Regions from separate parts of the Homo sapiens genome. Here region 2 is linked to region 1. A link is an interaction called in ENCODE POLR2A ChIA-PET data of the cell type or tissue named here. Cell type or tissue: B cell. All regions are shown on one strand. Each heading gives the region's core, and the rest is flanking DNA. Links, peaks and the distances in the headings are about the cores only.

Region 1 (16,496 bases), core at 7,536-10,035:
TCACAGATTCCAGCGATTCTCCTGCCTCGGCCTCCCGAGTAGTTAGAACTACAGGTGCCCACCATCACACCCAGCTAATTTTTTGTATTTTTAATAGAGACGGGGTTTCACCATGTTGGCCAGGCTGGTTTCGAACTGCTGACCTCAAGTGATCCGCCCACCTCAGCCTCCCAAAGTGTTGGGATTACAGGCGTGAGCCACCGCACCCAGCCTCACAATTAGAACTTAATTTGAACTCAGATTGTAAAATCAACCCCCATCTGGAGGTATTTGATTTAGAGGCTCTGTTGTAGCAATTATTTAAAGAGGAAAGGTGCTAGATGTGCCCATTATCAGCACAGGAAGATTATATGTCCTAGCCCCCGGTCTTCAGCTTGAAATCACATTTCCAGTCCTGTAAAACATACATAGAAATTTTGAAGTGATTTATACCTATAAGGAGCAGCGGCACTGCATGGTGGTAAACAGCATGGACTATGAAGCCAGAAGTCTGGCTCCACTGCTTGTTAGCTGTGTGACTGTGGGAACTTTCCTTAACCTCCTTCTTCCTTCAGTTTTCTTATGTGTAAAATGAGGGTAACAATGGCATCTACCTCATAAAGTTTTTTGAGTATTAAATAATATTTATAAAGTACTTAAATAATATATAGTGCATGATATGTGTTAAATCAATTAAGTTTAAGTCCATCTGGACTTAGGATGTAATGTTTGCAGTAATTTGACATATGAAAGAATCCAGCAGATTAATTTGTGATTCTCATTTAAGATATGTTCTTGAGTAATTTGGTTTAGATTTGATTATTAGTTGAAGAATGCTAGAAAACTTTGCTAAGTTTGAAAAGTGTTGTAATATTTAGGACCTTTTTATGTATACTATACTTATAAGTTTAATTTTTTAAACATCTACCAGAACTTTTTTAAAAAAGTACTTAAGGATTTGCTTGGTAGGCATTTGAAGTGCTAACACAGGAAAAGAGCATCTATTAAACTAAATGTAGTGAAGATGTTTGATGGGAATGCCAAATTTAGGGGATTCATGTTTTATATTTAAACTGGAGGTGGGTACAAGAGTTTTTATTATATGGTTCTTTAAATCTTTTTATATGTAGTACATTAATATTTTTAAATTAGGTAATTAGGCTGATACAGTTATAAAAAAACTAAGGGTCTTTAGACTGTTAATATACTGAATTTAAGGTCTTAATGTAAATCCAAGTAACTCACATAGCCTTTTATGTGCACAAAAGCTGTCTTTCAACGTTAAGTTATATTGACAAAAAAGTACTGTAACTCATATAGTCTTTTATGTAAGTTAAAAGCTGTCTTTCATCTAAGTTATATTGACAAAAACGTACTAAGGGTAGTAAGTTAGGAGTGTCAAATAGAGGAGACAGGAAAATTTATCCAAGCAATTCTAATCTTGTCACCCTGTCATTGTACTTTTATCTGTCAGCTTGTTAGCCTGGCCTGTGATTTGTAGAGAAGGAGGAAGGAAAAGGGAAGTGGAATCAGAGGAGTACGAGCTTTCCTGTGGAATTGTAATGCCTTCTTCTCTCCTGCTTCTCATTATGATTTTCTTCCAAGTAGAAATGAGGAGCAGAAATAGTCCTGTCCACAGATATCCTTTGAATTTTCTGCCTTGCCAAGCTTGTGTAGTTTTTTGCCTTAAATTCTATTTTGTAGGCTATTAATATAGCTTCACCAACTCTCTTTTGGGTATCTGCCCCTTTTCCATCCTTCACCATTTTTCTGTTGTGTTAGTTTCATGTATTTTCATAACCCTTGTGGAGTATGATGATAACAACCCTTCGTAGTCTGTTACATATATAGTTTTTCAAGTCTGTTGTCTTTGTTTATAGGATCCTTTGCCATACAAATGTTTTTAAATGTTTTGTGGTCAGATTTGTCTTTCTCATTTCGCTTTTGGGTTTTGGGTCTTGATTAAAAAGGCCTCCCAACCCCTAGATTGTAATCTCCTGTAACATTCTTGGAAAAGAATATTGTTGTGATTCAGCTTCTCATCTATGAAATGAAAAGACTATACTGAAACAGTAGTTCCCAAACATCGCCAGTCAGTGGGAGATCACTTGAGGAGCGTGTTACAAGTTCAGATTCTCCAGACCCAACTAAAGACTTATTGAATAAGAATCTCTGGGGAATGGGGCCCAAGAAGATGTTTTAACAAGTTCCTCTAAGTGATTCTGATTATCAGCTGGATTTGAGAACCATTGGACAATATGATCACTGAGGTCTCTTCTGATTCTAAAATATCATTTCTGTATTATGTAACTCTTAAATAATACATTATCTCAACAACTAGATTGTAAGCTCTTTGAAGGTAAGCAAGACTGTGTCTTAGGTAATACCCTTTTCTTCGCTGTCAGCCCACTAAGATACTTACTACCTCACTCCTAGACAATTTTAGTAACCTTCTCTTATAGCCCCTCCAGTCTGTCTGTGGTCTTATTTATCTTAAAGCAACATTTTGAACATGACACCTTCCTGCAGAAGCTTTGGCTACAAGACAGAATCCTATTTTACCTTATAATCTAAGTGCCTCTGTAAACTAGCCCCAACTTTTTGTCTTTAGCTTTACCCAAGGGAGTGTGTACAATTATCTAAGCTGTGCTTTATACAGCTCCTTAGATGATGATGTGCATGGTCTTCCCTGGAATTGTATGATATGGTGGTAACCTTGACTTTTCCCACCCTTTTGCATTAATCCTTCACTCTAGCCTGATTGGTTTACTTTCTTTCTCTTTCATATGGTAATAAAGCCTTGTTTATTCTTATTTTCCTGCCAGTTATTTGTCATTCATCTTGCCTGGAATGCCCTTTTTCCCTTTTCTGTATCTAATCTCTCCATATTAATAGCTACACAGTGGAGTATTATGCAGACATAATAAAGAATGAGGAATATGTGTATGAACTCCCATGGAGTGATTTCCAGGATATACTGTTAAGTAATATAACAAGGTACAAAATATGGTATTTTATTTGGTAGAATATGGTATTCTATCTTTTGTATAAGAGAAAAAAGGAGTTAAGAATATATGTATATGTACACACATACTTCCTTATGTCTGCAAAGAGAAACATTAAAGATAAACTAACAAAACCAATGCTATGGTTTGAATGTATATGTCCCTCCAAAATTGTTGTGTTGGAACTTAAACCCCCAAGGTGATACCATTAAGAGGGGAGGCCTTTAGGAGGTGATTAGGCCTTATAAAAGGGAATTGAAGGAACCTAGCTAGCCCTTCTCCTTCCATCATGTGAGGACGCCTGGATGCCATCATCTTTGAGGAACAGCCCTCACCAGATACCCAATTTGCCAGCACCCTAATCTTGCTTGGATTTCTCAGCCTCCAGAACTGTGAGAAAAGAAATTTCTGTTCTTTATGAATTACCCAGTCTCAGGCATTTTGTTTATAGCAGCACAAATGGACTAAGACAACTGGTTATCTGTAGGGAATAAATAGGAACAGATTGAGAGGGAAAAAGGGGAAGGACAGAGACTTCTCTGAACATTCCTTTTTTATGAGTCTTCAACTTCGGAACCATGTAAATGTTTTACATATTCAGGAAATACATTTTAAAAATAATGGGAAAATGCTATGATTGAATAAAAAGAGAAACAAAAGAACCTACCTTACAGAACATATAGAGAAAAAATACACAGTAACTTTTGAATATAGCATGCTGACTGTACATCCTTAGTGGGATATGCTTTAAGGACAAAAAGAACTGCTCCCTTGACCAAAACACCTAAACTTAGTAGGTTTATTGTTACTAGTAATTTGACATTATAATTCTGAAACTAGTCTATGAACCAAGAATTTCAATGTGAAGGAAAAGATACACTAATATAAAATGAGTTAGGAAAAACCAGTATTAAATTTGAACTGAAAACATCAGTATAAACTCTATTTATGAATGAATGAGAGAGACTGGGTCTTGCTCTGTCATGGGTTGGAGTGCAATGGCATGATAATGGGTTACTACAGCCTTGACCTCCCAGGCTCAAGTGATCCTCCTTCCACAGCCTCCTGAGCAGCTGGGACAACAAGTGTACACCATCACACACCAGCTAATTTCTTATCTTTTGTAGAGACTCAGTACTTTCGGAATATGATAGCCTCTTACTGTGAGTTCATAATAGTCCTAGAAGGAGGTCTTGTAGACATTTTAGATTTTCCCCATCCCCCTCTGTTTCCCCTCCCCCAAACTTCATCCCATTTTAACCTATTCCCAGAAATTCTGGGTGTCACCAGAGAGCATTATGTGCAGCAAAACAGAAAACCTGCTTAACAGAAAACATTAGCAGAGTTCTCATTAGCATGCATAAAGAAAAAGCACAATGGAACTAGACCAAGTGGTTTTCACATAAGAACAGACTGGAAGGGCTAGGATTTTTCAGTTTGGAATGAAGGTTTGGCAAAGATATAACTACTTCTTAAGTTTGATTATGGGATATGGGTTAAGGGCAGATTAGCTTATTTACCAAATTCTGTGGCATCCTACTTCATTTTCACCTCCCACCTCCTACACAGAGTGGAGATACGGTCCTAAGTATAAACAAGGGTACTGCCTTTTGAAAGATCATGTCCTTGCACTATTAACGGTATGAAATGGTGGCTCACGCCTGTAATCCCAGCACTTTGGGAGGCCAAGGTGGGTGGATCATGAGGTCAGGAGATCAAGACCATCCTAGCCAACATGATGAAACCCCGTCTGCACTAAAAATACAAAAATTAGCCGGGCGTGATGGTGCATGCCTGTAATCCCAGTTACTCAGGAGGCTGAGGCAGGAGAATTGCTTGAACCCGGGAGGCAGAGGTTGCAGTGAGCTGGGATCGTACCACTGCACTCCAGCCTGGGCAAGAAGGGTGAGATTCCGTCTCAAAAAAAAAAAAAAAAACAGTATGCAAGCATTATGCTTTTGAGATACATCAATATTATTGCCCCCATGCCATTCCAATTAGTTTTTTTTTGTTTTTTTTTTTTTTAATCTGAGTAGTTCAATGGTAGGATATTGAATTTATTTAAGGGAATAGTGATCTAGGTAAATATCTTGTTTTCTTCAGAAATAATTGATTAGGAGAAATTGCAAATAAGAAAATATATAAATTTATTATCTACAGGCTGTTGTGTGGATTCATACTCAAGATGATTGTTCTAGAGAGAAACCAGTACATTCTTTTTTAGGTGCAAGGAATATGTAGAGATAATTCCACTATCAAAGACTGTATATACATTTTCCAAGATGGGGAGATGATGGTGATAAAACTATTTTGCTGTTCCAGGTCAGTAAAATCAAGACTTAACAAAATATGGGCCTTCATGGGAGGCCTGTGAAATAAATAATAAAATATATACTCTTAAAATATATAGCTCCTCAGAGTGTATAAAATGCTTTCACAGAATGTATGGAAGTGAAGCATGAACTGGCTTGCTGGATGTTTTCTTTGCTTCACAGCTGTATATTCTGGGTTCCATTATTAATATACATTTTAACTCTTGCTGCCTTTCCAAAGCAGTCTCTTCAGTTACTGTTAAGCTATAACAGGGTGGTGAACCTCTGGTTCTTGCACATTGCTGTGACCTTCAGAGTTGTGTTGACCAAAAAATAGTTTTGCAGCAATAGAGAATTATATTGTTGTTGAAGTGTTTTGTTTCTTTTCTTTTTTTTTTTTTTGAGATGGAGTCTCTCTCTGTCACCCAGGCTGGGGTGCTCTAAGCTCACTGCAATCTCCGCCTCCTGGGTTCAAGCAATTCTCCTGCCTCAGCCTCCCGAGTAGCTGGGACTACAGGTGCACACCACCACACCCAGCTAATTTTTGTATTTTTAGTAGAGACGGGGTTTCACCATGTTGGCCAGGATGGTCTCGATCTCCTAACCTCAGGTGATCCGCCCACCTCAGCCTCCCAAAGGGCTGGGATGACAGGCATGAGCCACTGGGCCTGGCTGTGTTTTGCTGCTTTTTTTCTCTTTTTTTTTTTTTTTGAAACAGGGTCTTGCTCTGCTGCTCAGGCTGGAGTGCAGTGGTACAATCACAGCTCACTACAGCCTCGACCTCCTGGGCTTAAATCATCCTCCCGCCTCAGCTTCCCAAGTAGCTGGGACTACAGGCATGCACCACCATGTCTGGCTAATTTTTAAATTTTTTTTAGAGATGAGATCTTACTATATTACCCAGGCTGGTCTTGAACTCTCAGGCTCAAGAGATCCTCCTGCCTTGGCCTCCCAAAGTTCTGAGACTACAGGTGTGAGCCACTGCGCCTTGCCTTTTTTTCTTTCCTTTTTTTTTTCCCCGCCTTCAATCTGTTCTGAGGACGAAGATTCATTTGGGGGATGGCTACAGAAGTGAACCAGGGTAGGCAATGAAAATATCATTCAAAGTTGAATGAAGCGTCCATGCTGGAAGGGGAATAGAACCTTACTATTATATTTAAACTGCCTGCTCTGGTTTGTTGAAGAACTTGGTATCAGTTTGCTTCTTAGGTTTCATAAGTCAAGAGATTTTTGTTCCATCATTCTGGGATTTTAGAGGAAATAGAGTTTATAGGGGACTTTGGGAAATGCTGGGTTCGGTGATATCTGAAAGTATGTGCCATTAAACATTAATCCTGGGCTGGGTGTGGTCGTGCACACCTGTAATCCCAGCACTTTAGGAGGCCGAAGCGGGTGGATCACCTGAGGTCAGGAGTTTGAGACCAGCCTGGCCAACATGGTGAAACCCCGTGTCTACTAAAAATACAAAAATTAGCAGGGCGTGGTGGTGGGTGCCTGTAATCCCAGCTACTTGGGAGGCTGAGGCAGGAGAGTCGCTTGAACCCAGGAGGTGGAGGTTGCAGTGAGCTGAGATGGTGCCATTGCACTCCAGCCTGGGCAACAAGTGAAAGACTCCGAAAATCCTTCAGGATTTTTTTTTTTTTTTTTTTTTTTTTTTTTTTTTTTTTTGAGACGGAGTTTCGCACTTTCGCCCAGGCTGGAGTGCAATGGCGCCATCTCTGCTCACTGCAACCTCCACCTCCCAGGTTCATGCCATTCTCCTGCCTCAGCCTCCCGAGTAGCTGGGACTACAGGCGCCCCCACCACGCCCGGGTAATTTTTGTATTTTTAATAGAGACGGGGTTTCACCGTGTTAGCCAGGATGGTCTCGATCTCCTGACCTCGTGATCCGCCCGCCCCAGCCTCCCAGAGTGCTGGGATTACAGGTGTGAGCCACCGTGCCTGGCTCTGAAGGATTTCTTGAAAAAAGAAATTCTGAAGCCAAATCCATTTGGGAAAACTCTGCAAACTGAATCCTCTCTTGGAGTTCCATAGTACGCTCTGATCTTACTCGTCAAAGCATTTGTTTGTTATAAACAACTTAAATATTGATAGGGAGGAGAGTAAAATTGTATTAATAGAATATTATACAGCCCTTAAAAATGAATGAACTAGATCTCAATCTTCAATCATGGATGGTTCTCAAGAACATTTAGAAAAACATTACAGAATGAGAATGAGGCATATAGTATATAATTTGTGTGTTTTTTAAAAACTGTATGCTTTCCCCAGTATATCTGAATAATAAACATGCATTTTAATAAAGTCTGAAAGGATTCATCCAAGCAAGTAATGATAGTTACTTGGAGAAATGACTGGGATTAGGAATGATGATCAAAAGGTCCTTTTTTGCATTATCTATAAGGTTTGAATTTTCTTAGGAATATATTTGTGTATTACTTATAATAAAAATTAATTAAATGCAAATACCTGTTAAGTGCTGAGAAAGTTACTTTATTTTCCCTCCGTGGTGATACCTACCCTGCTAAACTCCAAGTACATCCATTTATTAGTTCACCATATACAAATTAAACTGATTTTGGAGCCCTGGTTTTATAAACTAGGACATTTTTTATACCATGATAACAAAACGATTTTCTTACATTATGAAGATTAAATTAAGTGGCTTATACAGTCTAGTCCATACAAGTTCTCAAGAAGCAGGCTCAGTCAAGCTTATTGTGTGTTGGTTCAAGAGATCTTTTCGAGTGCAACAAAGAGAAGTTTGAACTTGGTTCTTGAGCAGCTGGAGGAGCTGTAAATAGATTGGAATATTATGGTTCAAAACCAGTTAAGATTAAAGAAGCAGACCGTCTTTGGTAATGTTCTTTCCAATTCCATGGACCTTGTTCTTTATCTTATTCTGTAGACTTGATTTTGACATCTGAGCCACACTTGAAGGCATTGGTGGTTCTGTTTGACTTTACCAATCACCAAACATCAATTTTAAATGGCTGCATTTTCATAATATAAATACTTTATTTTTAAGAAAGGATAATTGTGAAAAAAGCTGTAGTCACATTGAAGGTTTTCTATCAATACATTCACTTTATTCCTTCAATTTGCTTAATAAGAGCCATTGTCTGAGAAAGATTTCATCAATTGAAAGTATCTCTTTAGCATGATTTATTTTCAGGCATATTCCTCTATCCATCCTATCAAAGTGGTCATTTTTACATTTCATCTAAGTGAAAACTTGGATCAGGGCATAAACTGATCAATTTTATGCTAAAAATATTTTAATATATGTTATGAAGGGATTCAAAATTTCATTTACATTACAGATATTATGTTTATTTTTTATAGATGTTTATTGGCACCTACCACATGCTTGGTATGCCAGGAAATTCAGAGTATTAAAATGCATTACTGCCCTTAGTGAGCTTCCTGTTTCCTAAAATATTAAGCATGTAATCCATATGCATACAAATTACTGGTGATTTAAGATGATTCTTCCACCAGAATGCCAGTGGAAATTTGTACAGTGTAAACTGTGAAAGTGCTAAGTAGAGTGAACTTCAGAAATATTTTGAGTAGCCGCCATCGAGGATGGAAGGGTTGCAGGGCGTGATTAACCAGCAGAAAGTTATGAGGCCCCCTGTGTGGCTGCTGTGGCATCTCCATCCTGCCTCATCACTGGGGGTCTTGCACGTGGCAGTCACATAGTGTGTGTTGTTCATGGGGACTCTGCACTGCTTTCGAGAGAGATGAATGACATGATTAGCTTTATAGCCAGTGTGATTTTGAGGTGGGGTTTCGGGATTGAGCATAAGGTATACAAAGTGAAAGAGAGAAAAGGGGAGATAAAAAGGAGAACTTGAGCTCTACAATCAGAATTAGCTTTTTTCTTCAGCTCAGATGATTCTCACACTGGCTTTAAGGTTGTGATTGTTTTTTAATTTCCTGGTGCTTAATTGTTGCAACAGTGTATGTGTCAATTTTAAAAAAACATAGGTTTTCTTTAGTTGAAAAGTTGGACTCTCTGCTGCCCTATGTCTCTGTAATATGAATACCACAAAATTATTGTACCACCATTTAATGTAGAATTGATCAAGAATGTGACCAAAGTCAGTGAATTTGATGTCTGTTCATGGATAAAATTATTCCCTGGTAACAAGTTTATCTGCATTCTTAGTAATTTGATAAAGACCATTTAAATCAGCCTGATTCCTATCGATATAAAAATCACAAAAATGTTTAAGATGCCTATTTCTCCTGAGAACAGGAATGCTAGCTGTCAGTTTTCTAGTTTTGCTTTCATACCATGGAATTCCTTAGAAATCTGTTTTGTGAGTTCTAAATCATGCATATTCCTGTGTTCCAGGATTTCTCTCTGATCAAACGGACAGTTCAGGACTCAGAATCTAAGGATGAATGTTCACCGTGGCAGTGACAGTGACAGGTTATTGCGGCAGGAGGCCAGCTGCTTAGTGGATGATACTTTAGCTGTAGCCCAAGAAAAAGAAGCAAACAGCCTGGCTTCATCTGGTCCTCATAATCTTACTTATCCTCTAGGTCCCAGGAATGAAGGTACAGTGATTAACTCTTGACTTAATTTGGGGGGCTTTCCAATACTAGAGCATCTACTCTACCCAGAAGGCATGAATGTTTTTAATCTAAATAAATTATCCAATTAATTGCTTAGCTTGCATGTCACAATTACATAAAGCTGACCTTCACAGAAACTCTCCACTTATTTAATCAGTCTAGCACATCTAATATGGTGATAATGGTATTAAAACAAACAAACAAAAACAGCCACAGGTTTGGAGTCAGAAGACATATTCAACTTCTAGCTCAGCTGCTTATTAGTTGTAACCATGGATGAGATCCTCAGTCTTTCTGAGCCCTGCTTTTTCTTTACTTTATTTTTTATTTTTATTTTTATTTTTTGAGATGGGGTCTCACTCTTCACCCAGGTTGGAGTGCAGTGGCGCGATCTTGGCTCACTGCAGCTCTGCCTCCCAGGCTCAAGTGAGCCTCTCACCTCAGCCTCACGAGTTGCTGGGACCACAGGTGGGTACCACCACACCCAGCTAACTTTTTATATTTTTGGTAGAGACAGGGTTTCACTATTTTGCCAAGGCTGGCAAGCCTCACTTTCTTAATCTAGAAAACAAGGCTATTAATATTCTTCCTAGGCCCGGCACGGTGGCTCACGCCTATAATCCCAGCACTTTGGGAGGCCAAAGCAGGTGGATCACTTGAGGTCAGGACTTCAAGACCTGCCTGGCCAATGTGGCGAAACCCCCATCTCTACTAAAAATACAAAAATTAGCCGGGCGTGGTGGCAGATGCCTGTAATCTCAGCTACTTGGGAGTATGAGGCACAAGAATCGCTTGAACCTGGTAGGCGGAGGTTGCAGTGAGCCAAGATCACACCACTGCGCTCCAGCCTGGGCAAGAGAGGGAGACTGTGTCTCAAAAAAAAAAAAAAAAATTCTCCCTACCTCACAAGGCTAGTAGATTAACAAATTAATAGATGTGAAAGATCCCGATAAACTGAAATTCTTTTTAACTTTTAATTAAAACAATAGCACCAATAATAGCAACTACCATTTATCGAACATTCACTGTACTAGGAACTTTACATACATTCTTTAGATCAGGGGTGGCAAACTGGTCAAATCTGTCTACCTGTTTTTGTAAATAAAATTTTAATGAAACAGCCATCATGTCCATATTGTCTATGGCTGCCTTCCTGCTACAGTAGTGGCAGAGACTGACCACAAGCCTAAAATATTTACTTTGTAGCGCTTTATGGAAAATTTGCTGACTCTACTCCAGATTAGTCCTTACAACTATTATCCTTGTTTTACAGATGAGGAAACTGAGGCTTAGAAAGCTTAGGTAACTTGCTCAGGTTCACATTGCTAGGAGGTAGTGAGCTGAGATGATTTCTATATGTGTATTAACTGACAGAAAAGCCTATGACTGCCGCTGAAGAGTACACCATTAGGGAGAACTTGTGCAAGGAGTCTGTTTTCCTACTCGCCCATTTAAGCAGGATAGAACCTGAGGTGTCTTCTTTGGGTTTCGGAATAAACCCATTTTAATTGCTTCATTATTGGGGAGAAATCAAGCATTCTAAAGAACTGAATTAGTAATTCTGGTATCTATTTCTTTTTTTTTTTTTTTTTAGACGGAGCCTCGCTCTGTTGCCCAGGCTGGAGTGCGGTGGCGCGATCTCGGCTCACTGCAAGCTCCGCCTCCCGGGTTCACGCTATTCTCCTGCCTCAGCCTCCCAAGTAGCTGGGACTACAGGCACCTGCCACCATGCCCGGCTAATTTTTTATATTTTTAGTAGAGACAGGGTTTCACTGTGTTAGCCAGGATGGTCTCGATCTCCTGACCTCATGATCCGCCCGCCTCGGCCTTCCAAAGTGCTGGGACTACAGGCGTGAGCCACGGCGCCCGGCCCAGGTATCTATTTCGTTTTTAATAAACAGCACCTCACGTGTGAAAGCCTATCCTGGTGATCAAAGTGGGTTGCCTGTGGGTTACCTGGTGATTGCCTGTGAGTTACCTGGAAGCGTAGCTTTTGGTGTGCAAACATGAGACCACATTGAAAGTTTATGAGAAGCTATGGGATGGGAACTCTAAATAGGTTTTTGATCTAGATTTTTGTTGCCTTTTATCTACAAACAAATGGGAAAAAAACTAAGTGTCCTCTACCCAACAATTTATTTGGTTGTCTGAGTGTAGGAAATCAGACTAATTTCCCAGAGGTCATGGGCATTAATCATGTTCCTGAATTTGTTTACAAATTTTATAAACAAGAGGAATGGGAGTAATTCAGTTGTATTGATAACTTTTTTTTTTTCAAAAAGGGCTTGAAGAAAAGATAGAAAAATGTTAACAAATCTTGCCAAATGTATGTAGGTGATGGGGCGTATGTATTATATTAAGTTTGTGCTTCCCTATGTTTGGAATTTTTCATTAAAAAACTTTTTTTTACATTAAAACAAAATAGGGCTGGGTGTGGTGGCTCACACCTGTAATCACTTTGGGGAGCCAAGGTGGGCGGATCACTTGAGGAGACTGCCTATTTAAAAGAACCCTTTGGTAATCCTTTGTAAATACTTACTTCTGATTGTCTTCTATATACATCCAGATTTCATATATCTAGTTTTAAGCCTGTTTTGTATCATGCAGTATTTTACATATATATATAATTTTTTTTTCTTTTTTGAGACAGAGTCTTGCTCTGTTGCCTAGGCTGGAGTGCAGTGGTACAATCTTGGCTTGCTGCAACCTCCACCTCCCAGGTTCCAGAGATTCTCCTGCCTCAGCCTCCTGATAGCTGGAATTACAGGCACCCACCACCACTTCTGGCTAATTTTTTTTTTTTGAGACAGAGTCTTGCTCTGTCACCCAGGCTGGAGTGCAGTGGCGCGATCTCGGCTCACTGCAAGCTCTGCCTCCCGGGTTCACACCATTCACCTGCCTCAGCCTCCTGAGTAGCTGGGACTACAGGCACCCGCCACCACACTCAGCTAATTTTTTGTACTTTTAGTAGAGACGGGGCTTCACCATGTTAGCCAGGATGGTCTCGATCTCCTGACCTCAGATGATCTGCCCACCTTGGCTTCCCAAAGTGCTGGGACTACAGGCGTGAGCCACCGCACCCGGCCTATTTTTAAGTGCTCTCACGTCCTTAATTTCAGTTTATAAGTGAAACAGCCCTGTGAGGTATATGGAGTGAACATTATTTATCCTCAATATAGATGATGGACCAGGTAGAAAAATTAAATAAATTAACTGGCCAGGCGTGGTGGCTCATGCCTGTAATCCCAGCACTCTGGGAGGCCAAGGCGGGCGGATCACGAGATCAGGAGATAGAGACCATCCTAGCTAACACGATGAAACCTTGTCTCTACTAAAAAATACAAAAAATTAGCCAGGCATGGTGGCGGGCTCCTGTAGTCCCAGCTGCTCGGGAGGCTGAGGCAGGAGAATAGCGTGAACCTGGGAGGCGGAGCTTGCAGTGAGCTGAGATCGCGCCACTGCACTCCAGCCTGGGCGACAGTGTGAGACTCTATCTCAAAAAAAATAAAAAATAAAAAAAGGAAAGGAAAGAAAAATTAAATAAATTGCTTAAAGAAAACAGCTTTTTGGTGATACTAAGAAACAGATTTCATGAATGAATCCTAATGCCATTTGCACTGGAACTTTTCTGCTGAGAGTAAGACCTGCCGTTTTGAAAAAATAGTGTAGGTGATGTTAGGATTCTCCTGTACATAGTGAAAATGCCTTTTACTGTGAATTTCTAGGAAAAGTAATATATTGGAAAATTAAAGACTATCATTATCCCTTCTGAAAAATAAAATTTTGTTTTGTTTTGTTTTTGTTTTGTTTTGTTTTATTATAAGTTTTAGGGTACATGTGCACATTGTGCAGGTTAGTTACATATGTATACATGTGCCATGCTGGTGCGCTGCACCCACTAACTCATCATCTAGCATTAGCTATATCTCCCGATGCTATCCCTCCCCCCTCCCCCCACCCCACAACAGTCACCAGAGTGTAATATTCCCCTTCCTAAAATTTTAAAACAATTTTGAAGAATCTGAAAATGAATAGTTTTGGCACATATTAGTAGCAGGTTCCTTAAATAAAACACGGGAAATATAAAAGTATTATTTAGCAATAGAAGTGAAAACAAGTAAAAAGTGATTGCCTCTGAACCAACACCAGGGAAGGTATAGGGAATAGCAGGGGAGACTGCTGGGCCTCCACATAAATTCTTCTCTACTGTTTTTCTTAACCATATACATAGTTTACTTTAGAAAATTTAAATAACGTTCAAGTGTGGGCATCCTGCCTTCATCCTCTCCCTCCCCCAACCCTCACATGTACATGGAAGAGATCCAATATAAGTCTCTAGTTTTTTTGTTTGCTTGCTTTTTACTTGCTGTAGGCAAGAGGTTTTTTTTTGCCTGTGAACATCTAAAATTTGGGGGTTTTTTGTTTGTTTACTTGTTTTAAAGAAGACAGGGTTTATTTTTCTCTCAAGGCTTTTGCTCTCAAGTTGTTTTGGTTTCTTTGTATGTTCTTTTAGACCTCTCACTTGACTATGCCTCTCAGCCAGCAAATCTTCAGTTCCCTCACATAATGCCCCTTGCTGAAGACATCAAAGGTTCTTGCTTCCAAAGTGGGAATAAACGGAACCATGAACCTTTTATTGCTCCAGAAAGATTTGGAAACAGTAGTGTGGGCTTTGGCAGTAATTCCCATTCCCAAGCACCAGAGAAAGTGACGCTTCTTGTAGATGGCACACGTTTTGTTGTGAATCCACAGATTTTCACTGCTCATCCGGATACCATGCTGGGAAGGTAACTGATGATAATTTTCTTCCAAATTCATTCTGTTCTCTATAAATAAAAATACCTGCTGTTTATCTTGCATTAGATATAACAGTAAAAAGTATTGTATAGGTTGGGCGCGGTGGCTCACGTCTGTAATCCCAGCACTTTGGGAGGTCGAGGCAGGCAGATCACCTGAGGTCAGGAGTTTGAGACCAGCCTGGCCAACATGGTGAAACCCTATCTCTACTAAAAATACAAAAATTAGCTGGGTGTGGTGGCGGGCACCTATAATCCCAGCTGCTACTTGGGAGGCTGAGGCAGGAGAATCGCCTGAACCTGGAAGGTGGAGGTTGCAGTGAGCCGAGACTGCACCATTGCACTCCAGCCTGGGTGACAGAGCAAGACTCCCGTCTCAAAAAAAAAAAAAGCATTGTATTATTTTTCTGCCCTCATACATTTGTGAAAGGGAGGGCAAGCTGGTAAAAGCCTAATACATGTTGGTATTTCGGGGTGGGGAGAGTACTTCATTTACAAAGCCAGTATAGTAAAATGAGCCCCACAAAAGGAAATAAAATCTATTTGGAAACTATGAAAAAATAACCTGCTAAATCTCATTCTCTGCTCCTCTACAAATTCACTCTAAGTAATGTTTTCAGAGTTTCACAGGTCAAAGATGTTGGGGGTAAGGTGAGACCTAAATCTTGCTCCCTTTTTAAAAAAAAAAATAACAGTATTAGGCAAATGTTCTGCATGGCACAAGAACAAAGCTATTTTACTGAAAAGCATTTCCCTGCCATCTATTGCAAGTTTTATGCTTGGCAACAGATGCTATACTGTCATTTTCTAATGCCTTCCATTACTATTCAAGTTTTTTGAAATGGAATCTTTAAATAGAATCTTTAAACCTAGTTGTTTTGTTGTTTGTTTCATAATTGCCCTCTTTATTCTTCATGGTCCATTCTCTGTGCTGCTTCATTCAGATTTATCTCCTCTTAACCGTCTCTGGCCCCCAGAGTTTTAGGGTTAGAGTTTAGGAAATGGAAATAGCCTACTAAGGAGGAACACTGTCCAGGAAGGAGTCTCAGAGCCTGGGCTAGGAGTAAAGAGATTGTCTTTCTGGCCAACCATAGACCTTAACCTAAGGAAGAGCAAATTGGGATAAGAGTAAAAATAGTAATAATAATGATATTATACATGTAGATTTGGCTTTTGATCATTTTCATCTACTTAGAAGTAGATTTTATTTTGTTTAGAGATCTAACTCAGGACTTTGAATTAATTAAACTGAGTTAGAAATTCGAATTGATCACACTAATTTATTGAATTCTAGGCTAAATAGAATCCAGCCATTCAAATATATGTGTATTTGAACATATAAATTCACAGTGAACCATTTTTTTTTTTTTTTTTTTAAGACAGAGTCTCACTCTGTCACCAAGGCTGGAGGGCAGTGGTGCAATCTCGGCTCACTGCAACCTCCACCTCCCGGGTTCAAGCAATTCTCGTGCCTCAGCCTCCCAAGTAGCTGGGATCACAGGTGTGTGCCACCACACCCGGCAAATTTTTGTATTTTTAGTAGAGATGGGGTTTCACCACGTTGGTCAGGCTGGTCTTGAACTCCTGACCTCGTGATCCGCCCACCTTAGCCTCCCAAAGTGCTGGGATTACAGGCATGAGCCACTGTGCCTGGCCACAGCGAACCACTTTTTAATTAGAACCAAACCTGTCTACATATTTCTTAAACATCTGAATTAAGATAAAAGTAGAACATTAAAACATTTTCCAGACTGGCCCTCTATTTTTTATCAGGTTTGACTTCCTGTTCTCAGTTTGGGTATTACCATCATTCCCAC
Region 2 (16,496 bases), core at 11,659-14,158, 510 kb after region 1:
AGATGAAGGACAAGCCCCACTGGAGTGGGGTTCTTTGAGTGGGGGAGGCAGGGACGAGGGAAGGAAAGTAACTCCTGACTCTCCAATAAAAACCTGTCCAACCTGTGGCAACTATTCCTTCTCTTTCTCATCCCCCTCCTCTAAAACACTCCATTTAGTGTCTCCTCTTTGGGACCCACCCTTCATTTCCTTCCTATAACTCTCGCCTCCCCCTAATCACAGGTGGCAGGCAGGAAGGGGAAGAGCCAAAGGAAGGCCAAGGGTGCTGGGCTGACTCCCCCAGCTTCAGGAGTCACCAGTGGGGCCTAGGTAGGTTTGGAGCCCAGGATCAAAGCATGGCATGCGGCCTCTTCACGGGGGCGCTGCTATCCAGGCCTGTCTGGGACACAAGGTCAGAAATGTACATCAGGCAAGGCTCTGCCAGCCCCAGGTGCTTGGAAGAGTCCTAAGAAAGGGATCTGGAGTCCCAGACCCTCCCCAGGGGAGCAAAGCAGGACTGTCCAGAGGTGCTGAGGATCAGGAAAGCACACATATGCTGGGGTAGCAGTGGTGGATGACTGAGGGTGGCTTGGGTGGTAGGGAGGGGCAGAGCAAGTCTCCAGACCACCGCTGGAAGGTGAGCAGTCAAACAGGACACCACCCAAGTCAGGCCAGGGCTGGGAACCGACCTGTAACCAAGGAGGACACTCCCCTCTTTTACTTTCTTTTTTTTTTTTGAGATAGAGTTTTGCTTTGTCGCCCAGGCTGGAGTGAAGTGATCTCGGCTCACTGCAACCTCCGCCCACCGGGTTCAAGCGATTCTCCTGCCTCAGCCTCCCGAGTAGCTGGGATTATAGGCACCTGCCAACACGCCCAGCTAATTTTTGTATTTTTAGTAGAGACGGGGTTTGGTCAACAGGTGGTCTTGAACTCCTGACCTCAGGTGATCCACCGGCCTCAGCCTCCCAAAGTGCTAGGATTACGGGTGTGAGCCACCACGCCCGGTCTACTCTATGTTTTTTCCAGCTCTATTCAGATATAACTCACAACATAAAATTCACCCATTTAAAATATGCAACTCAACGGTTTTTACTATATTCACAAGGTTGTGTAAAACCGTCACAATTTTAGAACATTTTCATCACCCCAAAAAGAAACCCCATACCCATTAGCAGTCACTCCCTATTTCCCTCCAACCTCCCCAGCCCCAATCAACCACTAATCTATTTTCTATCTATATGGATTTGTCTATTCTTAACATCCATATAAATTCTTGACATATCATATATGTTATGGTCTTTTGTGACTGCTTCTTTCACTTAGCATATAAATATATATAATTTGTTTTAGACAGGATCTTGCTCTGACATCCAGGATTATAGCTCACTGCAGCCTCCAACTCCTGGGCTCAAGTGATTCTCCCATCTCAGCCTCTTGAGCAGCTGGGACTACAGGTGCATGCCACCATGTCCAGCTGATTTTTAAATTTTTTGTAGAGACCAGTTCTTACTATGTTGCCCAGGCTGGTCTTGAACTCCTGGCTTCAAGCTATCCTCCCAAAGGACTGAGATTATAGTTGTGAGTTGCTGCTCTCAGCCAACATACTTTCAAGGTTCATCCATGTCGTAGCATGAATCGGAACTTCATTCATTTTTATTGCCAAGTAATATTCCATTCTATGGAATATTCATTACATTCTATAGAACATTTCCATTTGTCATCGGACACTCAGGCTGTTTCCACTCCTGAGCTACTACGAATACTACTACTAAGCATTCATATACCAGTTTTTGTGTGAACGTTAAGTTTCCAATTATCTTGGGTATATACGTAAGGATATATATAAGGAGGTCCCCAAAGGCCTGTCAGAGGCCCTTTCAGCTTTGCCCATTGGATGAGGTTTCCCAGGACGGGAGGAGGAGGACACTCCTCCTGTCACCCCTCCCTTTGCCAGCAGCTGAGGTCTCCTCCTGCCCAATCCCACCCAATCTCCTTTCTCAGATGAGGACCCAGCATCCTAGTTTCCAGGACTAGTCGACAGGAAACACGCGAACTGCTAGGAGGGCAGATGGACAGGGTCTCACCCCCAAAGATCAAATGGTCTAGGAGCATTTCACACACACAAGAATTTGAATGAACTGAAAACTTCCTGTTTCATTAGATTAAAAACCTGTACTTTGCTCAGCCAATAACTGGGACACAGTATCAAGAGATTTTCATGCCATTTCTGGGTGTGGAAGATGGCCTGGGAAATGAAGTTGAAACCCCCAAATTCAGGAAGTTACTTGGGGGCAGCAGCAGCCCTCCCAGAGGTGACTGGCCAAGGCCACTAAAACCTTGCTCTCTACTCTGGGCAGCCTCTCTGAACTTCTGGGAGGAGCTCTTCAGATCTAGCTTAGCTCAGGCTCCAGAGATACAGGTGCCCCTCAATCTCGGGGGGCCTTAGGAACTAATCAATGCAAAAACAGGATCTGAGGCTGGAGCAACAGGAAGAAAAGATACCCCAGAACAGTGGTCAGTGCTGTGGGAAAGCACGCTGGGCTGGAGAAAGGCCACAGGGCAGACTCCCCTCTGAAGGGCCTGGGAACCCGAGGCCCTCCTTCTCTACAGGCCTGCCCTGCCCACCCCTGCATGTGTTCTTCCCACTACCTTAGCCCTCTTGGGTGTTTCCCTAGGAAAGTTAATATGGGTGACAAAGTTATGAGACCTTAGTGGCCTCAACCAGTGTAGTTACATAATACCCACACAGGCACACTTCTGCGTTCCTGGGAAACAAGGACATGTGAGGTGAAACTGCCTGTGAGTCCACTGTTACTAGGCCACTGGGAACACCCACTTGTGCACAAGCAACACAGGGGCCTTCCCTTTGGCGGGGGTGACTCAGCCCCTACCTGTGGAGGGAAATATGACCAAACCCACCAGACCCCAACTCTCACAAGCCAGGTCACCTCGAGCAAGGGCAGAGAAATACCTGGGGGAACCCAGCTGAGTCTCAAAATATTTGTAAGTTTTGTCTGCTTACAGACTCCAGTGCTGGGCAAAAACCATTTGATGGAAGGGAGGTCTGCCCGTTCTGATGTAACCATGGCCACTACACCAAGTGACTCTTCGTAAAACTTGAAGCTACGTTATCCTCAAATGGTGCTGAGATATGACAGTAAGGGGTGTGAGTGGAACACTTTCTGAAAGGCCTGTCTCCCTGGCAACAGACCTGCACACTGATTGCTGCTGTGGAAACTGACACCCCAGCCTCATCACCCAGTGTCTCCCTGGAGACTGAGCTACACCAAGCTCTGGTACCTACATCTCCAATCTGGCAGCCCCCTGCCCTGCCTCTTTACAGCCCCTTCTCACACCAACAGGAAGGACTTGGAAAGATAGACTCTATAGATAGATTTTTAAACTTACAAAAATAAGAGACGCCCCACAAAAAACTCCAAATCACCAATACATTTATTTGCGGGAGATGAGGTCAAATCTTACCATGAACTTTAAAACTGGGTAGGACTAGAGACACTGATCTGCCCAACCTCTGGGTATTCACAACTGCACAGGTAACCAGATCCTGTACGCGAGGCATCACCATTAAACAGATGAGCATTAGATGAGGAGGACACATTCTGAGTAGTTGCATGATTTCCCATTCAGAGGCAGGTGCTGCCCTCATATCAGAAAAGTAGTGTTGAGAAAAACACAGGCAGAGCCTGGCCATTTGCCTCCTAGCATAGGCCTAGACATGATGGTGGCCACGTGCCAGGGGACCACACCCTATGTACAAAGCAGGAGAATGATGCTCCCAGCTGAGCTGCAGGATGGGCGCTGGGCTGACTGGAGGGGTAGACGGGGTGGGGTCTGACCCCATTAGCCTTTCCCCATCCAACCTGGGCCCCCATAAGCCATTCTCTGGCCCTCTGCACAAGACAGACTCAGCAAATCTGCGAGGTATGGGGATTCTGCCAACTCCCCACCTCGCCTCACCTTCCCTAGGTCTGCCGGGTGACCCAATCCACTGGGTGCAGCCCCACCCCCGCTCAACCCCACATCTGGACAGACACATGGCAAATATGGAACTGAAGCCCGGCTGGGCTGGAGCACATCTGGTTGTTGTTGGGTTGGAGTCGTCTTGCAGGTGTCCCAAGGTGGTCAGGCCTCACCCACGGTGGCCAGGTTGAGACCGTGTTTTTTAGATGATTCAGGTTACTCCAGGGCAAAGCATGATCCTGATGACACCCGGCGGAAAAGCAGGCTGGAGCCTCGGAAGAGCTGGCCCTGGACCAGAAGGAAAAGTAAGGTGAGTGAAAGGGAGGCCACGCTTCCTTGTCCCTCCGAGAGGAAGGCCAGTGTCAGGCAAAGAAGGGTCCAGGAGCTCAAAGACCCAGCTCCGGGGTGGACGGCCTCGGCCTACATCCCTGGAGGGCAGAATCTGCCTGTGTTGAAGCAGAAGGGAGCGGTTCATTTCCTGCCCAGGGGTGTCTTTGGGGCTACTCTGTAGGAGAGCCCTAGAGAGGAGGCTCATTGCCCCTCTTGCTTCAGAGCCCAAGTGGTCTAGGACTCTTTCAGTGCTCATAGGGAGGACGAGACACACTCACGCTGACCAGGGCCACTGGGAAGAACTGCGGCTCTCCTCCCTGCTTCCCTCCCATCTGTCCTCTTCTCAGCCTCGAGGCCACTCAGAGTTCTGGCTCCCTCCGGGCCACTGCCCCATTTCACTGCGAGGCAAATCAAGGCCAGGAAAAGGCAAGGTTCTGCCCTCGGCCAAAGCCTGGACCCCTGACTGCTGGGCCCAAGAGCTCCAGCTACGGAGAGGTAGCTTCGGTACAGAACACGAGAACCCAAGGTTGGTACTGCTGCCAGTTCCCCACGTGGCCCAGCCCCACCCACAGGCTCTCCTGGGCCCAGGAATGTCCTGCAGGAGGGAGGAGTCGGTTTCCAATGCCAGCCGCCCTAACAACCCAGGAACTCAGCTCAACTGGTTACAGACCTCGAATTTTCAGCCCATGTTACTTGAAGGAGAAGCAGTTCTTGGGCTTTACCACCTGCCACCTGGGCCAGAGTTCTCTTATCCTTATCCTAAGAGTCTTTAAGACTCAAAGAAGAAAAGGTCTTGTCTGATGTATAATCTTAAAATAAACCCACACTTAGCCACCTCAAATCCTTTCTGAAATTATGTAAGATGAAAACTTAAATGCCTTATAGATACCAAGTATCTCCTCACAATATTGAATTCCATGAAACCACTTATCTTTGCATGCAATGAAGCATCCACAAAACCATTTCAGCTGAAGGATGTAGCAAAGAACAGGAAAGGCCTCCGCCGTCCAGTGCTTGCTCACCTGCACACTCAGGTACTTCCAGCAGTGAATCCAGGATTTGAACACTGGGGAGTAAGGGGGGAGCCCAGCTTGCAGCCTGCCGGAGAAGGAGAGTGTAGATGCAGAGAACAGTGGAAGACAGCCAGCCACGGGAAAGCCACTTCAAGAAGGAATGCCTTCAGGCTACCACCCATCCACACCCTGACCCCTGACACCACAGTTTACCCCAGGGGGTGCTGGGAAATCCCAGCGGAAGCCAGGGTGCCTGGCAGGCCAAGCCTACACACAGAGCAGGTGGGAGGGGGCAGAGTGCTGGAAGGGCTCGGTGGGTCTCCCCCACCCCACAGCCTTGGTAGGTAGAGTGGCAAGTAGAGGGGCGCACACCTACCCGCAGTTGTTCACAGCCATGAGGTCGCCAACTAGCAGGAAGGGGTAGGTCAGCATGCTCACTGCAATCTGAAACCCAGAGAGGCCTGAGTGCCAGTGACCCACCCCGGCCCAGGGAGCAGGGACACACCACGCCAACACCCTGTACCAAGACCTGCCTCCAGCCATTACCAGGGTTGGCCTCCTAGGCCCCGCTTGGGTCCGCAAGGCAGTGGGAAGGAAGGACAGCTGGCACAACTTACCCCCATCACGAACTTGGTATAGCTCCGGATGGCCAGGGCCTGGCTGAACTGAGGAGACAGAAGGGAAGAGTGGTTTGCCACAGGCACCTCAGGATGCAGACTTCAGCAACACATGCCCTCACCCCACCCTCTGTGCTGAGCTCCTCACAAGCACGCTGCACATGCCTTTCCTGTCAGCCCTCACAGTCACTGCCCAGAGAAGGCCTGGGGGGCAGAAACGGGGTAAGTGGACTGAAGGGAGTCCCGAGAAGGAGACCCGGTAAGAGGGATCAGCTGCCGCTGCCTGTGCAACCCACCGGACTGTGAGCCTCAAGGGCTGAGCCCGTGTCTGCCTGATCAACATCCAGGGCTTGGCACGCAGTCAGTGCTAAGACAGACATGCACCCTGAAACCCAAAGACGAATCCTGGCCTGTGGGGTGAGGTGAGGGCAAGTCCAGGCTTATCGCCACCTCCACCTCAGCAAGCTTTTCCCCCTTCAGACCCCAACTCCTCAAATCCTGCTTTGCTGAAGCAAACAGCTCCTAGTGAGGAAAGGTGACTCCCCCACCCTCAGCTTCCTGTGGAGCGGCCATCCCACCAGATCGATGGCCTGGGTTCTTGGTCAGAGATTTGCTCAGATGTCTGCTTGAGTGGCTTTGACAGCCCGGCAGCCTCACCTCGGCCTTTAAGCCACATACAGAAAAGCACTCGAAAAACACTTTAGACAAATCTGTTGACTGCTGTTGTTGCTGATGTAAGCACGGCAGCCTCTGGTCAGACAGCTGCCCACCTAGATGAGAAACCACTTAGCGGTGCACTCCTGGCCACCCTTGCTCTGTATGTGACAGCAGCAGCTTACCCACCCACAAGGCCCCCCGAGAAGGGGCAGAACTGCAGGAATGTACCACTGTGATTGCAGATGGGGTGGGTCTCTATGGAGCCACTTTAATTTGCTTACATCGAAAGGCCAGTGAAGACTCACCTGCCCAGGTCAAGTGGCCAGTCTCCCTGCAAGCAGAGGCTCCCATCTGGGATGGGGCACTCCTCACCACACAGAACAGACATGTACCACACACACACACATGCTGAACATGACCCCCTTCCCACCCAGGTGATTCTGGCAGACACGTCCCCAGGCCCTCCTAGCCTCCTGGGAGGGAAAGCCACTTCAAGAAGGAATGCCATCCTTCTTGAAGGTGATCCCCACTGTGAGAATGTCTGGACACTGCAATTCCCAGCCATCGCTGCTCCCTACCTCTTATCTTGGTTCAGGCAGAACCAGTCAACCCCTCAGGTACCTGGATGGCCTTCCTCAACAAGTGCTGTGTAGAAGGACCAGGCCTTCCTATGCCTGACCCGACCTGCTGAAAGGTCTATGTATACTAGGCTGTGTAGACCACAGCTAACAAAATAGGAGGGTGTATCGGACTGTACACTTCCTAGCAGATCTGAAAAAACTCAGAGGAATGCACCCTTGGCCTGGCCAGGGATCTAATTCCAGCCCTGTCAGTTCCAGCTGAGTGACTCTGGAGAGCCCAGAGCCTCTCCAGAATTTGTGATCTCTGGGTCTCGATTTCTGTATTGGTAAACGAACATTATACCTGCCCTGTTCCCTTCACAACTAGGATGCCGTCAGATCAAAGGCCATAACGTTCACAAAAGGGTTTTAAAAAGCAAAAGACGTGACACAAAGGTCAAGAGGTGATCACTATTAGCTGGTCTATCTTCTGACTTCCTGAGCCCTAGTTGGGTCACTGCCTCGGAGCAGCCTTAGATAAGCTGGGGTCTGTTTCTAAGGCGCCCAGGGACAAGCATTCCATTAATTCCTCCCAGGTCTGGGTACTAATCTGGAATCTCGCCTCTTGAGGCCGTTCTCCCCTTAGACAAAGATGACTCCAGGGATAATGAGAGGTCCTCTCTCACCCTCCCGGCCTGATGCTGAGAATCCCAGAATCCTTGAGTTTGTCCCAGACCCTGGGCATCAGCAGCACACGGAAAGAAGGACAAGTCCTTGTTCCAACCAACCTGGGAACCTGGATTCTGGTCGTTTCCCAGCCCCCCTGGGGTGTCACTCACGCTGTCATCCACCAGGTAGGCATTGATGAAGTGGGCCAGCAGGTTACAGCCCCACAAGAAAACCACATCGCCCAGGAGGTGAGGGATTAATCCACTAAAAAACAAGGTAAGCAGAGATGAGCAGGAGAGGGAGAGGAGCAGTTCCTGGGGGCTCCACACCCAGGAAGCAGGCAGGGATGTTCCGAGCTCAAAATCTTAGCATATCCAATGGCACAGCCTTAGAAAGGAGGCCTGCAGGGTCCAGCAGCTATGCACACTGGGAAGATAGTGCTCCTTTTCCCATGGGGAGGTGTTCTATGCCGCTTTGGATGCCATAAATTAGCTAATAGTCTCAAGCAGTTTTCAAACCACAGAAGCCAGGGATCAAGATGTGAATACTGCCAAATTTGGAATTTCCAAATGCAGATAATAAGAGTGCCGACGTGTTGGTAATTTTCTCCTGGCCTCTTTACCTAACCAACTCTCAGAAGACACACTGCTCAATGCATCTGTTCTCTTTGCCCCTGAAAATATTCTATCAAAAAGATTCTATGCAAGCATTTACAAGGAGGGCTAACTTTTTAAGTGATGGCCTTTAGGATAAACAGCTCTATAAACTGCTAAGGAAGGTTCCCCAAGATGCAGTGCTGAGGGCAAAAGGCCAGTTTGAGGTCAGTGAGTCCCATGTGCCTCTTGTGTTTTTTACAATGTGTTTGCTTGTTTAGGTACAGAGTGCCCTGGGAGGCTCGCCAGGAGAAGGATGGCTGTCTCCTGGGAGGAGAAGCAGAATTTTTGTTTTTGAATTAAAAAAAAAAATCTTATATTTGAAAAACTCAAAAGAATATATGTAATACATCTATGAAGAGTATTAATAAAAGGAACCTCTGTGAATGCAATTTCTAATCTTGTCGTCCCTGCCTGTGCTCAGATTGACTTTGTGCTATACCCTTTGGTGCTTTCTATGCACTGTAACATGTATGAGTATCACCTGTTCCAAAATCACATGGGGAGAAAGAACCCAAAGAGTAGGCATCTGTTGTGCGGGAATCCTATTCAAACACCAGAAGAGAACTACGCAGTGTGAAAAATGCCAGAGGTGGTCATGTGCAGTGTTTCAAGATGGGTGGCTGTTTCTGTAGAGCAGCCATTGGCTGGGGTCCCGGGGCTGCCCCTTTGGCAGGGCACATGGTCCCTGAGGGCCACAGATGCCCTGCACTTTGTCACCTCACATCCAACTTACTTCACCTCTAAAGAAAGCACATACTGAAAAGACTATGTTCAGAAAGAATAAAGCACAGACAGAACCCAGAAGCCAGGCTTGATGAGTTGTTTTTTGACTTGCTGTTTTAAGGTCTAGGCGGTGACATACATGCTGATAGGTATGTCACAAATGTTGGTTTGTTACCAGGTACATGTGCAAATATATGTATGTATAAATACTTACACATACATATATGTGTGTGTGTGAATATAAATCAGAGTTTCTCAACCTTGGCACTATTGACATTTTGGGCTGAATAATTTTTTTTTTCCCCAAGAGACAGGGTCTCACTCTATCACCCAGGCTGGAGTGCAGTGGTGCAATCATAGCTCACTGCAGTCTCCAACTCCTGGGCTCAAGCCATCCTCCCACCTCAGCCTCCCGGGTAGCTAGGACTACAGGTGCATGCCGCCACGGCCAACTAATTTTTAAAAACATTTTTGTAGAGACAGAAGTCTCACTATGTTGCTCAGGCTGGTCTTGAACTCCTGGCCTCAAGTAATCCTCCCGCCTTGGTCTCCTGACAGCTGCAGAAACCACTGAGACTAATCCCAACTAACTGGGATCACAGATGCAAGCAACGACACCTGACTGAATAAGTCTTTGTTGCGGGGCTGTCCTGTGTACTGTAGGATGTTTAGCAGCGTCTCTGGCCTCTACCCACTAGATGCCAGTTGTGACAACCACAAGATGTCTCCGGACACTGCCGATGTTCCCCGGGGAGCAAAATCACCTCCTGCTGAGAACCGTATATATATTTCTATATCATATACACACACATGCACCTACAAGTAGTCACTAATTGGTTAAACAAGGGGCCATAAATAAAAAACATCTCACAAACCGGAAAACCATGATATAAAGACTTCTTATGAATAATATGGAGCCCTGTATCTAGTACAGCGGATACTGTTGTATACCATGTGTCTACCACGTTTGTGACATACTTATCAGCATGTATGTCACTGCCTAGACCTTAAAACGGCAAATCAAAATACAACTCATCAAGCCTGGCTTCTGTCTGCACCTTATTCTTTCTGAACTTAGTCTTTTCAGTATGTGCTTTCTTTAGAGGTGAAGTACACTGGATGTGACGTGACGAAGTACAGGGTGTCTGCGGCCCTCGGAGACCATGTGCCCTGCCAAAGAAGCAGGTCCTGGGTCCTGGCCGATGGATGCTCTACAGAAAGAACCGCTCAGCAGGACAAGATTTTCTGGCTTTTCAAGAGATGCCAGACATGTGGATTTTTGTGCAACATATCTTAAATGTTAACGGCAACAACTAATTTGTCAGAAAAGCAATGTCAAACAGAATCCACTGGCTGTGGTCAGCCTGTGAGCTTCCAGAGCTCCACCCTCAGTCCAAGTCAGATTTTCAGTCATGTTTTAGCAGTGAGGCCAAGGACTATGCAGTGACTTAGCTCATGAAGACCAGCCCCACACCCACCACAACTGGATGAGGCCCAGTGGGGCTGGTCAGTTCATCTCCCCCATGTACTAGACACACAGTTCCACTTTTACATGAGCCATGGCCTGAAAAGGGCTAAGCAGCTTGGACACGCTATGGAGCTCTGGAGAGCTGGCTGCAGCACTCAGGCTAGGGCAGGGCCATGTAGTGAAGTCCCAGGCCAGCAGCTGCGGTCTGAGAGGTTGAGGACACACCTGTTAGCAGAGCCATGCCCGTGGCCAGTTATGGGGTGTATAAACTCACGTACACGAAGAATCCCAGCAGCCCTTCCTCTTTGAAAATCTTCCCAATGGAGCTCAGCACACCACTGTGAAGAAGGCAAGACAGAGATACAGGGTCATGCAGTCACCTACCAGAAGCCCACCCGTTGGTGTGGGGCTGAGCCCACCAGTTCTGCTCAAATCCAGCCAGTCCTGGCAGGGATGGGGAGGACTATTACCATGAAGAACCAAGTAGAAAGGCAAAGAGCGCTTGTTCAGGGTGAGGAGGAGTTTACACAGTTCATGGAGACTGGGGAAGCCCAACCACCCATGGGAGCAGCCCACTAGCAGTCCTCTACTGGTGTTTTCTGGGAGATAGGAGTTTAGGAATGCATCTCCTAACTTGGGCCACTGCTGCAGAGGCGGCAGGCCCTTCTCTTACCCGGCCCTCACACTTATCTCTGGTTAAACAACCCTCTAGCAGAGGAGCCCACAGGCCCGCCCAAGAGTAAGAGTAGGAGGGGGTAGTAAGCAAAGAGAAGTACTTTCCCAGAGGGCAGAGAAAGAATACAGGGCCCTGCAGGAGGAGGCACTGGAACCAGCCTAGGAGAAGACATCTGGCACTCCTCAGCAGGGAGCCGGGGACTCATGCCCTGGCCACTGCACCCTGTTAGAGATGAGAGGACAAGCTGGATGAGAGGACAGGCTGTGGGTTCTTGGGTGTGAAATGCCAAGGAAGCTCAATAACAACCTACTAACAGAGGGAGCCAGTGGAAGGCAAAGCCCTGGGTAGCCCCGGTCCCAGATCATCCCAGCCCTGCCAGGCCCGGCCCCACCACTCAGAACAGTGGTGGCCAGATTATACCCTTCTGGTCCCAACTACCAACCTCATAATCAGTCTAGGGGAATGGGCCAATTTCCCATTAATGACCCCAAAATGAGGCACCATGGCAGCTGAGCTTCCTGGGATGGTGGCCCCGCAGGACAGCTGCAAAAAACACCGACCCCAGGAAATGAGAATCTTAAGAGAGGAAGGGCAACCCAGGTGTGTCCTTCACACATGCCTCCAAGACCCACCTCCGTGTCAACACATATGCCCCTGGCACCTACCCAGGGCTGCACGCAGCAGATCTAGGTGAGGGTCTGGTACACAATGGAAGGGATGAGCCCCAAGCCCATGGGGTGGATGGCTTCTTCATAGGGGATAAAAAGAGCTATCAGCCTATGAGGGCCGGAAAAATCGTTAGAGCATTACTTCGGGAGTCCAAAAGGAGACCCCAGCTCAGTCCTAAGTGGCAGAATCAGCTCTGGGGCCAGAAATCCTAATCCAAGCTGACTACAATCCCACTCACCCCTCTGCAAAGGCATCTAGGCTCATCTAGGGCTGCCCTTGATAAGAGATGACGAAGAGAAAATGACCCTGGACAGACTATTGAAGCCACTGCCACATTCCTCAGAAGCCAGGCAGCAGGCTGAACTCACACAGCACTAGGGCAGAAAAGGTGCAGCAACCAATCCCAGCACGGCCTGCCCTGGCCGACTCTGAAAGGGTAACAGGGCCACTCTGCCAGTCCCAAGAGTTACCCACCTGTACTTGGCCTCCCGTCCCACAAACTGGACCATGCAGCGCATTGAGATGACTGAGGAAAAAAAAGAAAACACACACAGGTGATGTGGTGGGCCACACTTCATAATGCTCCAGCCACCGGGTGCCAGGTGCAGAGTGGCCACTGAACAACGTGGCCTATTCAGAGAGCAGGAGAGGAAGAGGGCCTTTCGGATTCCCTGTTACACCCCATGACCACAGCATGCCATTTCTACTGCCTGGGAAGAGCCCCACCTCCCTTTGGAAAGAATTCCAATCTCTCCTCAGTGAGGTGGGTTCCAGTAGAATACCCCCAACCCCACTACCACTTCCCAACAGGTCTACGGCTGTCTATGTACAGTCCACGAGGGGGCGCCCCTCACCCCACGCCCCCGACGCCAGCTTAGATACAGTCTCGGGGGAAGGGGGGTGGCTTACCATGCAGGGGGTGGGCCAACATGCGGGACACACACTGCATCATCATCTCGTAGGAGGTCTGGAAGAGAGCATGGGGTGGGGACTCGCCACCCTCGGCCTGTCTCTGGAACTGGCCCTCGAGGGGAGCTACAAGTGCTCAGGAGGGAGAAACCTGTCCCAGGGACTGCACATGGGGTCGGTCTGCCAAGGATGGCTCCACCTGTTGCCCACTCCCCAGTCCCCCACCCAGGAGTGCTGTCGGGTCCCAGGCTAGGCCCAACAATGGCTGAGAAGGCTTTCCGGGGTTCCCGGCACATCCAGGCCAGGGCTTCTTCCCTTACCATCCCACCCATGCATACACAAGGACCCAACTCTTCGACTTGTCAATGACCCGCCCAACTTGGGGGTGAGAAATCATCAGGCTCCCCTCCACGCACCTCTCCCTCTCCAACTCTCAACACCCACCTCCTTCACAACTTTCTTCAGGGAAGTCTTCATATCATCCTTGTTGGAAACCTGCTCAATCTCATCTGGAGGGAAAACCTGAAACAGAGAAGGGAAAGAACCAAGTTCAGCTACGCCTCTTCCATGGAACTCTTCGGGGACTTGGGCGGCAGGAACCAGCTCCAAATATTTCCTCTGCAGTGTCTATTGGCTGGGCCCACCTCAGGTAACCTCCAGGTCTGGAGCTTGGGGGGAAAAGAAAGCCACTATCTGGTGTCACAGCTGTGGGAAAGCAGAACTGTGGGGTGGGAGCTCCCCCATGGGGCTGGAGTGAAGCCCCCAATGGTCTGGGAAGGAGGAGGCAAGACCAGGGTAACTGGCTGCTGCAGGGGTGGCTGGGAGTATGAGGAAACCTCGGGCGACTGTTCCTGGCTTTGTGTGGGCTCACCTTCTTCATGCTACCCCGAGTCACAGTAGAGAGGGCGTTGGACATCAGCCGGGGACTCAGGCCTCGGAACAGCCCTATCTTACCATCCACTTGCACGATGTACTTGGCTGTAAGAAAACAGAGGTGGCAGAGGAGTCACACCCAGTTCAGGGGCACCCACTCCTGGGTCACACACACCCAGACCAGGCTCGGCTTGTCCTTCAGGTAACTGCTGACTACAGGCACAGAAGGTAACATCTGTCCAGGACCTGGAAGCAGTCAGGCCCTAACCCCCAAATGTCTTCTAGCCCATTTCTTTTAGTAAAAGCCTCAAAATGTATTTCTGACAAACAAGTTCATATATTTTCTTCCTTCCTTCCCTCCCTCCCTCCTTTTTTTTTTTTTTTTTTTTTTTGCTTTAAAAACTTTACTTGGCAAACTCAGCCATGATTTCTCAACTCAGCAACTTAAATGCTGCAACACAGAAAACAATTCTGTTACTTAAAAATTACATTTTTCTTGAGGAAAAGAAAATAGGAAAAACAGAGAAACTGCCCGCAGGGAATGATGAAGTCTTCAACCTAAAGGAGGGAAAAAGGAAAAGAAAGGGCTCCCAGAAGACAGGCTCAAGAACGCCCCCTGCACATGCCACGGCCAGGGCAGTCTCCACCCTGTCACTGTGCTACACCCAGGATACCACCTGGCACCAGATGGCATTGATTAGTCAAGGGAAAAACAAGTCTATGGAGAAGTAACTAAAACAGGAGCACCAATGAACAATTCCATAGAATAAACTTAAATGTTATGGAAGCTAGACCCTACCTGTGTGAGTTAGTGTTTCTTTCACTAGGGTCTGTCTTTCTAAGGATACGATTCATTGTTTTCTATCAACATTTTAAACATGTTTTAAATGGCAGGGTGGTATTTTTATAAACCTGTGCATCTGGAAGCTAGCAGAACATTCTCTCAGACAGCATGCTCCCCCTGTTAGACCATGACTTTAGCTCTCTGGCACCGCGCAGAGGCAGGAAGAAGCAAATATGCCTTTTGCTCCTCCGCAGATGTCTGCCAGCCCAGCAATTCAATGTCACAGCTAGCATGGGTTTTTCATGAGGCTGAGAACACCTGTTACCTGTATATGTGATTGCCTGAGATGAGGGTGGGCTGGAAGGAGAGGAGGAGGAGGGGAGGGGATGCTGGGTGACTTGGCAAGGAGCCCTCTTCACAGAGTGAACAGGCAAAAGGAAAATTTGCTTTGGGGGAGGGTGGATCCTAGTGAGGAGAGGGAGCCTCAGGACCTCTGTTTGTGATCCTGAGCAAAACATCGACCCTCTTCCATCTGCCCACCTGTAAAAAAAGAAGGAATAAGGACCGTCATTTCTCTCCATTTCTGAGAGAACTGAGGAACAAGTGAGAGCGGAGGGAGGCGTGCTGAAATGCCTGCAGGGGCCTCTGTGGGTCCCAGGGCCTCCCTCATTCTGGGTCTTTCTGCAGTGCCAGGAAACCCTCTGGGAAGTTCTTTCTTCTACACCAGAGAATGTCATGACAGCTGCAGTACTTTCAGCCATGACAAGTAGAGGAGCAGACACTGTCCACACTGTACCAGAGAGCCAAATGGCGGGTCCCCTCTCTGACTCCAGAGTAGGCCTGGTGTCCAGAGATCCCCAACAGACATCTGCTCACACCTAGATTAAAGCTACATTTATATAAACCAGGCTGGGGGCACACCTGAGAACTCTGCTCATCCTCAAAAGAGACAGTTAAGATGGGGGTCAAGTTCCCTCTGCTCTAAGTCCTTTTGGGAATGGCTGTGTCACATGAATAGAGATGATCTGGGCTCTAACCTCGCCTCTCAGAACACAGCACGTGCAACCAGATCCAGAAAAAGCCCCGTGCAGGGCCGCAGCCATCTGCCCCGGCTGCCTTACCTCTCTGTATACTGCCTCACTACACAATGGTGGGGTGCCTTCCTACTTCTGTCATTCCCCTCTCCACTACGCTGACAATTTTTAAGTAAAAAACAACACAAACACATTTCCTCACAAGATGACACATTCCACCTGGCCCTAGACTCTGCACTCAACAACACAGGGACAAAACTGGAAGAGAAATATGACACCCAATTCTGCCAACAGCATGTGAAATGGAAAAGGTAAGACAGAGGCCAAGCCCCAAGTTACTCAACAGAAAGATAGATTCTGGAGAATATTCTAGACAACCAAACAGGTAAGAGCAGAGGTGCAGGAAACTGGAGGGGATTTGCCTGCAATGGAACTCCAGCTGTGAACACGGAGAAAAAGGGCACATTTAAAGAAGGCCTTCATCATGGTCATCTGGTGAGGGTAGGGACTGGGAGAGGGACAGTGAGGGTGAACATGAAAAGGCCCTGGCCAGACGGCACCTGTGGGCCAGGTGATGGGCAGCAGAGGCAGCAAGGTGGGCTTCTTGATGACAGTTGGGGAGCTTGCAGGAAGGCCTGGGCAGGAGAAGCTGACCTTACTTTGCAGACAAGGGGTGCAGCCAGGCCACAGCAGGTAAGTGGCCCACCCAAACTCACGCAGCACACAGAAGTGAAGCTGCAATTCACTGCACACCATTCTGTAACCAACAGATGGAGACACCAGAGTGAGTGAGCACCACTCACTGCCTGAGGAATGCAGGGGAAACAAGACACCCAGGTGGGATAAAAGAAAAAAACTCAAGAGGACCCCCCGGGCCTCCTGCTGGAGTAGCAGGGCC

The links. Peaks named below come from ENCODE experiments on the same cell type or tissue, not always from the same donor. Only the 100,000 strongest peaks of a DNase experiment are listed, where the experiment ranks them.
Region 2: POLR2A ChIA-PET joins it to region 1 with 6 read pairs; 1 of 35 experiments calls an interaction of 5 or more read pairs at or near these places.

The regions. Positions count from the first base shown.
Region 1 is chr6:36,460,393-36,476,888 of GRCh38, forward strand. KCTD20 (potassium channel tetramerization domain containing 20) reads left to right here. Exons shown (of 8, transcript NM_173562.5): 2 at 9,660-9,865; 3 at 14,397-14,670. The coding sequence starts at 9,706. Among named protein-coding and RNA genes, the nearest start is that of KCTD20, 26 kb to the left of the region's middle. In B cell, for the core only: no CTCF peak of the experiment used is centred there; no DNase peak of the experiment used is centred there; H3K27ac peaks cover 335 bases.
Region 2 is chr6:36,964,727-36,981,222 of GRCh38, forward strand. It overlaps MTCH1 (mitochondrial carrier 1), which reads right to left. Exons shown (of 12, transcript NM_001271641.2): 3 at 13,779-13,885; 4 at 13,352-13,429; 5 at 12,908-12,965; 6 at 12,473-12,524; 7 at 10,932-10,991; 8 at 7,926-8,070; 9 at 5,921-5,968; 10 at 5,680-5,747; 11 at 5,313-5,388; 12 at 3,415-4,248. The coding sequence ends at 4,177. It overlaps PI16 (peptidase inhibitor 16), which reads left to right. Exons shown (of 7, transcript NM_153370.3): 7 at 1-111. Among named protein-coding and RNA genes, the nearest start is that of MTCH1, 13 kb to the right of the region's middle. RefSeq lists an enhancer at 16,002-16,496. In B cell, for the core only: CTCF peaks have their summits at 12,823 (motif pointing right) and 13,025; a DNase peak (open chromatin) is centred at 12,865.